3 separate regions of the Homo sapiens genome follow, and all the other regions are linked to region 3. The links are chromatin contacts, found by Hi-C or POLR2A ChIA-PET in ENCODE. All regions are on one chromosome and are shown on one strand. Each heading gives the region's core, a stretch centred on a gene start or an enhancer-like site at or near the end of the contact. The rest is flanking DNA. Distances are from core to core; before and after follow the strand shown. Region 1 holds the start of NBR1 (NBR1 autophagy cargo receptor). Region 2 holds the start of KRT10-AS1 (KRT10 antisense RNA 1). Region 3 holds the start of CNP (2'',3''-cyclic nucleotide 3'' phosphodiesterase).

Region 1 (2,700 bases), core at 81-2,580, 1.2 Mb after region 3:
CCCTCTACACTGCAGATGTGGCTCCCAATGTTGACGTTGGCCAGGACCTTTGCAAACAAGCCAGGCCAAAAAGTTTCAATATTTACACTGGCTGCTTTAATAAGGGCATTGATCTTATCCTCCGTAAAGGTCACCTCATAGTCCTGCAGAATGAGGGCAGAGTAGATGCAGGCAAGCTGGGAGACGGAGGCCATAGCGCGGGCGAGTGTGGGGCTGGGGCTGCCGGACGCGGTGCTACTCACCGGATGAAGTGAGGGTCTCACCCCAACGCGGCCTTAGCTTCCTCGGAAGGACCGAACACCTTGGCGGCAGCCGAGGAAAGGGGTTCCACAGTTTTAATTTATCTGTAATTCCCACGCTTTACTGTTGCCACGGAAACCGCTGAGCAATAGCCTCTCAGAATAGGAAATCAAGACACAGTCAGAGGAAGGGCGGGACAGAAAGAGCCTAGCATCTCTCGGGGCTCTGGGTTGGCCACCCAGTCCTCCCCTGGTGACATAAAAAGAAAGAGACGGAAAAGGAAGAATTCTACCTGAGTTCGCCGTAAAGCGCCCGCCCTCTCGCCTCTACGCTTCCAGTTGCGGCTTATTACGTCACAGTAATTGCTGTACCAAGGTCAGAATCGCCACCTGAGGCCTGAATATCAGCGTAAGATAGTGTCCAAAGCAGTCTTAAGAAGAGGTCCCATTACCCCACTCTTTCCGCCCTAATGGAGGTCTCCAGTTTAGGTAAATAAAAGGATTGTTGGGAGGTGGAGGGAAAGAACTACTATTTCCAACATGCATTGCGGAACGAAAGGCCTTGGCCACACTGTTCCTTGGAAACTGTAGTCTTATGGAGAGGAACATCCAATACCAAAGCGGGCACAATTCTCACGGAAATCCAGTGGATAGATTGGAGACCTCCGCGGGCTTATACATGTCAACAGTAATGGATTGGAGTGTTGTTATGTTCTCCTATCTTGAGAGCAGAGACTAGGCCAAAAAAAGATACCTACAACTCCTAGGAAGACTACGATTCCCATCCAGCCCCACGAGTCTCGGGCAAGTAGTCCTCTAAGGTCAGTGGCCTGCGGGGACGCAGTGGGCGCCGAATTTGCCTGGGGAAGGGGAAATCCGCTCTGGCCCACATCTGCGCACTCCTAGTTCCGCCCCTCAGCCTCAATGTTTGTTATTGTTGTTCGGGTTCAGGTTGCTTCTGCCCCGCCCCATCGACGCAATCTCCACCAATCAATGGCGTGGTCGTTTTGAGGGACAAGTGGTGAGAGCCAATCATCTTGGCGAACACTCGGAGAAACAGGGGACTAGTTACTGTCTTTATCCGCCATGTTAGATTCACCCCACAGGGATAGCGGCAGAGCCGGTAGCGGACGGTCCTTGCATTGGCCTCCGGCAGGCGCCCCCCGGGGGCGGGAAGCTGGTAAGGAAGCAGCTGCGGTTACCTAGGGGTGGGGTCACGTCACGCTAAGAGGGTTTGGGGAAGTTCAAGGGAGGAATCCTGCAAAGAAGAGGGGCGACTTTTTCCGTGTTTCGGGACAGCTAATCTTTTTAGTGACAGGATGAGAGAGCCCTTCATGTTCAGAGGGACCGAGTTGGCGAGAAGCGCCGGAGAGTTGGAGAGTCTGTGGGTCAGAACATCCGGCTTCTACTGATGGAAGGCCACGACTCCCCAGTGGAATGAGGGCCTAGGCAAAGAAAATGAGAGAGCCCTCGGGGTAGTGACACTGTCTTGGGAACATGGAGTGCTAGGAAACGAAAACTGGAAGACTAGGATGAACTCTGCAAGTAAAAAAATGACACTACTTACACATCCTTCTCATCCCATCCTCGTTTTTTCGAGACCTTAAAGAGATCTCCTTGGTTAGGGACCTTCGGTTTTGGAAAGGCACTGTTTTTCCTTTTTGTCAAACACTCAGCTTTCAGGCCACACTTTTTTGAGACAGAGTCTTGCTTTCTCAAAGACCAACCCAGGCTGGGCTTGAACTGCTGAGCTCAAGCGATCCTCGTGCCTTGGCCTCCCAAAGTGCTGGGATTACAGGTATAAGCCACCGCTCCCGGCCTCAGGTCACACATTTTAAAGCCTGGATAACTTGGCTTGTAAAGGCCTCTGGTGGAGACAGTAATCAAAGCTCAGGTTGCCAGGTCTGTTTCATTAAAGGGATTTTGTTGAGGCTGAAAAAAAAATCGACGTGGAGGAAAAGCTAACTTGTGCCAAGCAAAGGTGAGTCAGTGGCATGGACTTACAATAATGCCAGTTATGAAAGCTGAAGGCCTAAGACCCAGCTATCTGACTCTACTGGCTGTAGACCTAAGGGGCAGATAGGGTTAACCATAGCTTTGGTGTTTACACACGTTTAAGATTAATGCTCCTGCTGAAAGAATTTTTTTACATGTCAGCCAAAGAGAGTTCCTTATGAAGACCTGGATATGGTCCAGCCAAGCTAGAATCTCCCACTTCCTGTTTTCTCTTAGTTGGCCCACCAGCTGGAGGAGCTCCAGAGTATCTAAATTTCCAATTGTGTAATTTGAGAAAAAGAGAGGAAGATTCATTTCCTTCACAAGTAGGGAAGTGTGTTTCTTGAAGTTGGAAAGTGATATTTCAGAATACCCACTTTTGGCGGACTGAGTCACTTCATTTCCTTGATTTTTTGCCTAAGGTCCTGGGGAATTGACAAAGATTCTCAAATTTTAAGGACCCCAA
Region 2 (2,729 bases), core at 19-2,518, 1.1 Mb before region 3:
CTGGGAGCCTTCCACATATTGTGTATCTTAAAGAGTAATATTGGGGATTTACAGACTTTACTCAGTGAATTTACTGACGGTGGTCTGAACATACATGATTAAAAAACTTAGAAAAGGCATGACAATAGTTCTGTCTTCCGAATTTCTGGATACATCAACCTTCAACTGCTATGGGTTACTAATCTTTAATTTTAAAGAGTATTATGTACTTAAGTAAAGATAAATTCTGACAAATTGGGATAGTTTGCATCAGTAAGAAAGTTTATTGAAATTCATTAGTAAATGAGAACAGAAAGTTGTTTTTCTTTCCATTAAAGAACACTTTCTGGTAAAGTGAAAAGAAGAAATACAGAAACCACAAAACACCTTGTAGACACCTTATTTTCAAGGTCTATTTCCATAGACCATCAAGACAGAAGTGTTTTCTTGGAGACTTTGTTTTCCATGCATCTGTAAATAATGGTCTGTGTGAAGGGAGACTCTTTCCTCTTGATGCAGTTTAATAGTAGTGTTTCTTGGTTTCTGATTCAACCATAGATGAAAGAACTCTACCGTCGGGCGCCACCTCTTCAATAATTGTCTTGATTACTCTGGTTTTGTTAGTATCTGTGTGAATGATGGAAAAAAAATTTTAAACAGTCTGTAGGGATCCTTAGTAATTAACAAGCAAATATTGTAAAAAGAAGGAAATTTCAACTTTACATTGTTAAGCCCAAAAAAATGCTTAAGGTATGACATTTTGATCATGCCATTTTTCACGGCTGGTGTTAAGAGTAGTTTGTGAACAAATGCAAACGGAACCGTCTCTAAGATTTTTAATTTTTTAAAACAACTCTAGAGCTTAAAGCGCAAAAAAACCATCACAGGAAGTTAAAACTAATTCTGATTACCCCAGCTAGTTTCTGCTGACCTTGGTCCCTTAGATGAAGACTCGCCCACGGACCCGGAAGAGGAGGACTTGTGGCCTCCGCTGGAGCTGCCGCCGCCGTATCCGCCGCCGGAGCTGCTGCCGCCGCCGGAGCTGCCGCCCCCGTAGCCGCCGCCGCCGCCGCCGGAACTGCCACCACCGTAGCCGCCGCTGGAACTGCCGCCGTGGCCGCCGCTGGAGCTTCCGCCCCCGTAGCCGCCGCCGGAGCTTCCGCCGCCGGAGCTTCCGCCTCCGTAGCCGCCGCCGGAACTGCCGCCGTGGCCGCCGCCGTGGCCGCCGCCGGAGCTTCCGCCGCCGGAGCTTCCGCCGCCGTAGCCGCCGCCGAAACTTCCGCCGCCGCGTCCGCCGCCTCCGGAACTAAACGGGGTGAGGTCACATTCGGTTATCTCTAACGTTGGAAAACGGTGGGTAGCTTTCCAGTTGCCGTTAATTTAGAAAATAAGCAAAACGTGTTGAAAAAATAAAACCCTGCCAGGTATATATTTTAAAACCCATCCTTTGAAAACAATGTTAAGTTCACAGAACTCTTAAGAATCATTTTGGGCCAAATTCATGAGAAAGTGAGATTGCGGTTGCGTACTCCTTTTTCTGTACTCTACCCTCTCTCCTCCCTTCCTCTCATTCTCTGGCATCTTCTTGGGGTTTAGATAAGCCTTGCTATCTGGAATATTGAATAAAAGAAACTGGGATAACTTTTCATTTTAAAATTTACCTTCCCTCTCCTTCTAGCAGGCTGCGGTAGGTTTGAATTTCATTCTCCAGTCGGATCTTAATATCCAGGAGTTGTTGGTATTCAGTATTCTGGCACTCGGTTTCAGCTCGAATCTGTTGCAACTGTTCTTCCAGAGCGGATATCTGGGCCTGAATCTGTGAGAGCTGCACACAGTAGCGACCTTCTGTTTCTGCCAAGGAGGCTTCCAGGGATTGTTTCTGAAACGGATTTTTTTGTGGCTTAGTGACTTCCTTGTTCAGTTGAGTATGGTGACGCTTATTTGATTATTTAGTAAGGCATTATATAGAAGAATAAGAAAATGAACAGAATTTGTTGTATGTTTAATGGCACCATTTCAGTTTCAGCACTTTTAGATCAACACTAGTAGTACTTTTCCTCCATTAACATGAGCTTCACTTTGTTTTCTCTTTCTTACCTCCAACTCTGCATTTTTTTGTTGCATTGCATATTCTTAGGTGAGCATGAAACTTTGTATGATAAAGTTGAAGTCATTTCATGAGAGTTAACATACCAAGGCCAGTTGGGACTGTAGTTCTATCTCCAGAGCTTGTACATTACGTCTCAATTCAGTAATCTCAGATTTATAGCTGGATATCTGTTCAATGTTATTATCAATTTCTGTAGTCAGTTCCTTGCTCTAGAGTATTAAAAACAAGGAAAAGGGTGAGGAAATTCTGAAATGATAAAACCTCCATGAGTTTCACTATAAGGAAGATTACTTTACCTTTTCATTGAACCAGGCTTCAGCATCTTTGCGGTTTTGTTCAGCAAGTTGTTCATATTGGCTTCTCATGTTATTCAGAAGTTGAGTCAGATCAACACCCGGGGCAGCATTCATTTCCACATTCACATCACCAGTGGACACATTTCGAAGGTCTTTCATTTCCTGTTTGAGGAACAGAAAGATTTATTGGCTACACGAGGACCATAATGAACTCTCTTTTGGCTGGGAAAAGTATAACTTTTGTGTCACCTCCTCGTGGTTCTTCTTCAGATAGGCCAGCTCTTCAGTCAGGCTCTCAATTTGCATCTCCAGGTCAGCCTTGGTCAGGGTCAGCTCATCCAGCA
Region 3 (2,700 bases), core at 4-2,503:
TTAAACTGGATTTTCAAGCGATTTGTCTGTTATAGGAAAAATGAGGGTTTTACTTCTGCTGCTTTCCATCACTATTTTGCCATTAAATAGGTGTCTTTCACTCTTGCAAACCCTGAGTCTGTCACTTTGCCTCTTCACCCCTGCCCATTCTTGGAAGAGCATCGTGGAAGAAATGAGAAAGGTGCCAAGAAGAAAGGGTTTCAGGAGGGTGAAGATACGGGCGCTACAGGGAACAAGAAGTCACAGGGAGGAGAGGGGAAGGCCTGGGAGGAGAGGTGCTTCCCACACACCGGTGACTGACTGAGTCCCTCCAGTGCGCAGGACAGCGGGGAGGCTTTATGGATGGAACAGTGGTGGGGCGGCCCCAGCTGTCACAGGTAGGAGAATGCCGCAAGCCAGAACCAAGCGAATGCTGGGAGTGAGGCCAAAGATAGGGGAGTGGCCTGGGAGTCGGGAGGGCAGACAGACTCCGCCTCTGACACCTCTGGGTGGCATAATCAGGTAAATCAGGCTCTCCAAGCTGGCTTCTCCTCTGAACAATGGGATACCTGCCTCAGGGGTTGCTGCGAGGACTGAGTGCTTAGCACAGCACTTGGACAGGAAACTCAAAAATCCAACGGAGCTCTCAGTGGTTTCACAGAGGAGGTGGCAGCTGAGGATCTGGCCTCAGAGGATGTTAGGATTTCACTCCGTTACTCATCTGTCCCTTTGGCCATTGCCATCCTGGTCTGTCTCCACAGCTCCTAGAAGGAAAGGTCGGGGCTGAGACTGACTTTCGGCTGGCACAGGGCCTGGACGAATGAGGCCAGTGAGGCATTTCAGATGCAGAGTTTACCGGAATGCCAGCAAATTGCATGATAATATTTTAATCCAATGTGGTAAAAAAAAAAGTTTTTAATTAATGCAAAAGTCCATGATGAATAAAATATCAAAAATTAAAGACAGGATCCGACTTTGCACGACCCTGCCTCACTCACTTCCTGCTAATCCACGGGACCGGGGAGGGTGACTGAGTTACCCCTCAACACGCAGAAAAAGCTAGTGGCCGCTCAGCTCGCAGGCGCAGTGGGTGGGTGCGCGTGGGGAGCAGGCGCGCGCAGGGGGCGGGACCGGGCCGAGGTTCCCGCGCGCGGCGAGAGTTTCGGGTTTTGGTTCGCAGCGCCTGCGCGCAGAGGAGACGGCCCGCCCCCAGCCCGCCCGGGTGCCCGCTCCGCCCCCCGGGCTATGTAAAGCGGCCGGGCTCGGGTCGTGCCACCGCTGGACTCCCGTGTCCCTCCGCGCAGGCGGGCGGCCCCGGAGCGCTGGTGCCGGCAGAGGCGGCGACGGTGGCGCCCCTCCTCATCATGGTGAGAGGCCGGGCGGGGCCGGGCACGGGGTAGCACCAGGGCGGGAAACGAGTGTCGGGGCCCCTCGGGAGGAAGCGTCTTGCAAACGAGGACCCGGGGCTCCGGGTTCGACTTCCAGTTTTCTTGGTACTCAGGGCGGCCCTGAGGTCTGGGAGAAGCGGAGGGGTTTTGGGGTGCCGGAGAGGCCGCTGTAAAGGGAAACGGTGGTGTTTCTCAGGAGGGAACTCGGGACCGCAGAAGCTGCTGCGCCTCTGGGAGCCTGGGTGGGCCTGGGCCGGGAGCCCGGGAGCTGCTCCCGACCCCACGCAGGCCCGCGCTGGGGCAGCCGCTTCGGCGCCCCCTCCCCGGGCCCAGTCTCATCACGCGGAACCGCTGCCCCGCGCCCGGGTGCGGGCGGGAGGTGGAGCCAGTTCAGAGGAGGGGACCCTTTACGGTAAAAGCTGCCGTCCCTTGTGGCTTCTAGAAGATAGGAAAACAAGTGGCTCCGAGAGGCGCTTCTGACACACAGCACAGCGGCGGGTAGAGCTGGATCCTAATTGCAGGTGCCCTGTGCTGCCCTGTTCTGGACAGGCACAAAGACCACGACTTTGTGGGGGCCGGGAGAGGGTAGAGGAGGAGGTGGCAGGCTTGGTGAAAGAGGGCCTTTGTCCAGTGCTCTCCTGCCCTGCCCCCCACCAGCCCTTCTGTGGGACCATTGTACCCGCATGCCAGACAAGAGAGTATTATCTGTTGCGGCCATTGTTGGGGGAAGGGAGGCAGTCTTGGGGTAACCCTTCTCCACTCCCCCCCTTCTCTGTGCACTCAGCCGTGGCAGCTGTGGCTTGGCCCAGACACAGAGACCCCCACCTCCAAAGAGGACGTCCTTAGTAGGTGCCAAGCATATAAGAGTGAGGCCAGTCCCAGAACCGCAGGCTCCTGGCGCGCCCCGCATGCCTCCAGCACGTTTACCTTTCCGAAGTGGCAGGAATGGGGAAAGCGCACGCTTAGGAGAGCTTCAGACAAGCTTCCCTCTTCCTCCTCCACGACCAGAAGCGGAAAGGTGCTCCCGGACCGAAAGGGAAAGAAGGTCCAGCACTGCCCCGCTTGGGAAGGCACCCACAACCAGTCTAGGGACTAGGGGTAAGGCCGGCGGGGAGCCCGCGAATGACCTGGGCTGACATCTCTTCCCCTCCTTACACAGAACAGAGGCTTCTCCCGAAAAAGCCACACATTCCTGCCCAAGATCTTCTTCCGCAAGATGTCATCCTCAGGGGCCAAGGACAAGCCTGAGCTGCAGTTTCCCTTCCTTCAGGATGAGGACACAGTGGCCACGCTGCTAGAGTGCAAGACGCTCTTCATCTTGCGCGGCCTGCCA

What was found. A loop is a pair of places that touch in the nucleus more often than their neighbours do. ChIA-PET counts read pairs that join two places held with the same protein, here RNA polymerase II (POLR2A). Pooled maps may share reads with other maps.
Region 1: a pooled map shows a loop between it and region 3 (10-fold over the local background). The contact joins the promoter of NBR1 here to the promoter of CNP in region 3. A Hi-C loop is called at or near these places in 4 of 50 pooled maps. POLR2A ChIA-PET finds 5 or more read pairs at or near these places in 2 of 52 experiments (AG04449 and MCF 10A).
Region 2: a loop to region 3 is called in a pooled map, with 7 times the contacts of the local background. The contact joins the promoter of KRT10-AS1 here to the promoter of CNP in region 3. A Hi-C loop is called at or near these places in 4 of 50 pooled maps. POLR2A ChIA-PET finds 5 or more read pairs at or near these places in 2 of 52 experiments (CD4-positive, alpha-beta T cell and naive thymus-derived CD4-positive, alpha-beta T cell).

What each region holds. Positions count from the first base shown.
Region 1 is chr17:43,169,884-43,172,583 of GRCh38, forward strand. NBR1 (NBR1 autophagy cargo receptor) reads left to right here and starts at 1,331. Exons shown (of 21, transcript NM_005899.5): 1 at 1,331-1,419. It overlaps LOC101929767 (a long non-coding RNA gene), which reads right to left and starts at 520. Exons shown (of 2, transcript NR_110868.1): 1 at 243-520. LOC124900391 (a long non-coding RNA gene) reads right to left here and starts at 1,081. Exons shown (of 2, transcript XR_007065760.1): 1 at 533-1,081. It also overlaps a transcript of BRCA1 not described here and the pseudogene BRCA1P1. RefSeq lists enhancers at 152-361, 632-681, 932-1,041, 1,362-1,471.
Region 2 is chr17:40,817,877-40,820,605 of GRCh38, forward strand. KRT10-AS1 (KRT10 antisense RNA 1) reads left to right here and starts at 1,269. Exons shown (of 3, transcript NR_160888.1): 1 at 1,269-1,332. KRT10 (keratin 10) reads right to left here. Exons shown (of 8, transcript NM_000421.5): 3 at 2,635-2,729; 4 at 2,386-2,547; 5 at 2,173-2,298; 6 at 1,641-1,858; 7 at 911-1,285; 8 at 241-606. The coding sequence ends at 600. RefSeq lists an enhancer at 1,779-2,729.
Region 3 is chr17:41,965,542-41,968,241 of GRCh38, forward strand. CNP (2'',3''-cyclic nucleotide 3'' phosphodiesterase) reads left to right here and starts at 1,254. Exons shown (of 4, transcript NM_033133.5): 1 at 1,254-1,346; 2 at 2,527-2,700. The coding sequence starts at 1,344. ODAD4 (outer dynein arm docking complex subunit 4) reads left to right here. Exons shown (of 12, transcript NM_031421.5): 12 at 1-962. RefSeq lists enhancers at 527-626, 1,728-2,285, 2,286-2,700 and silencers at 997-1,436, 1,567-1,756.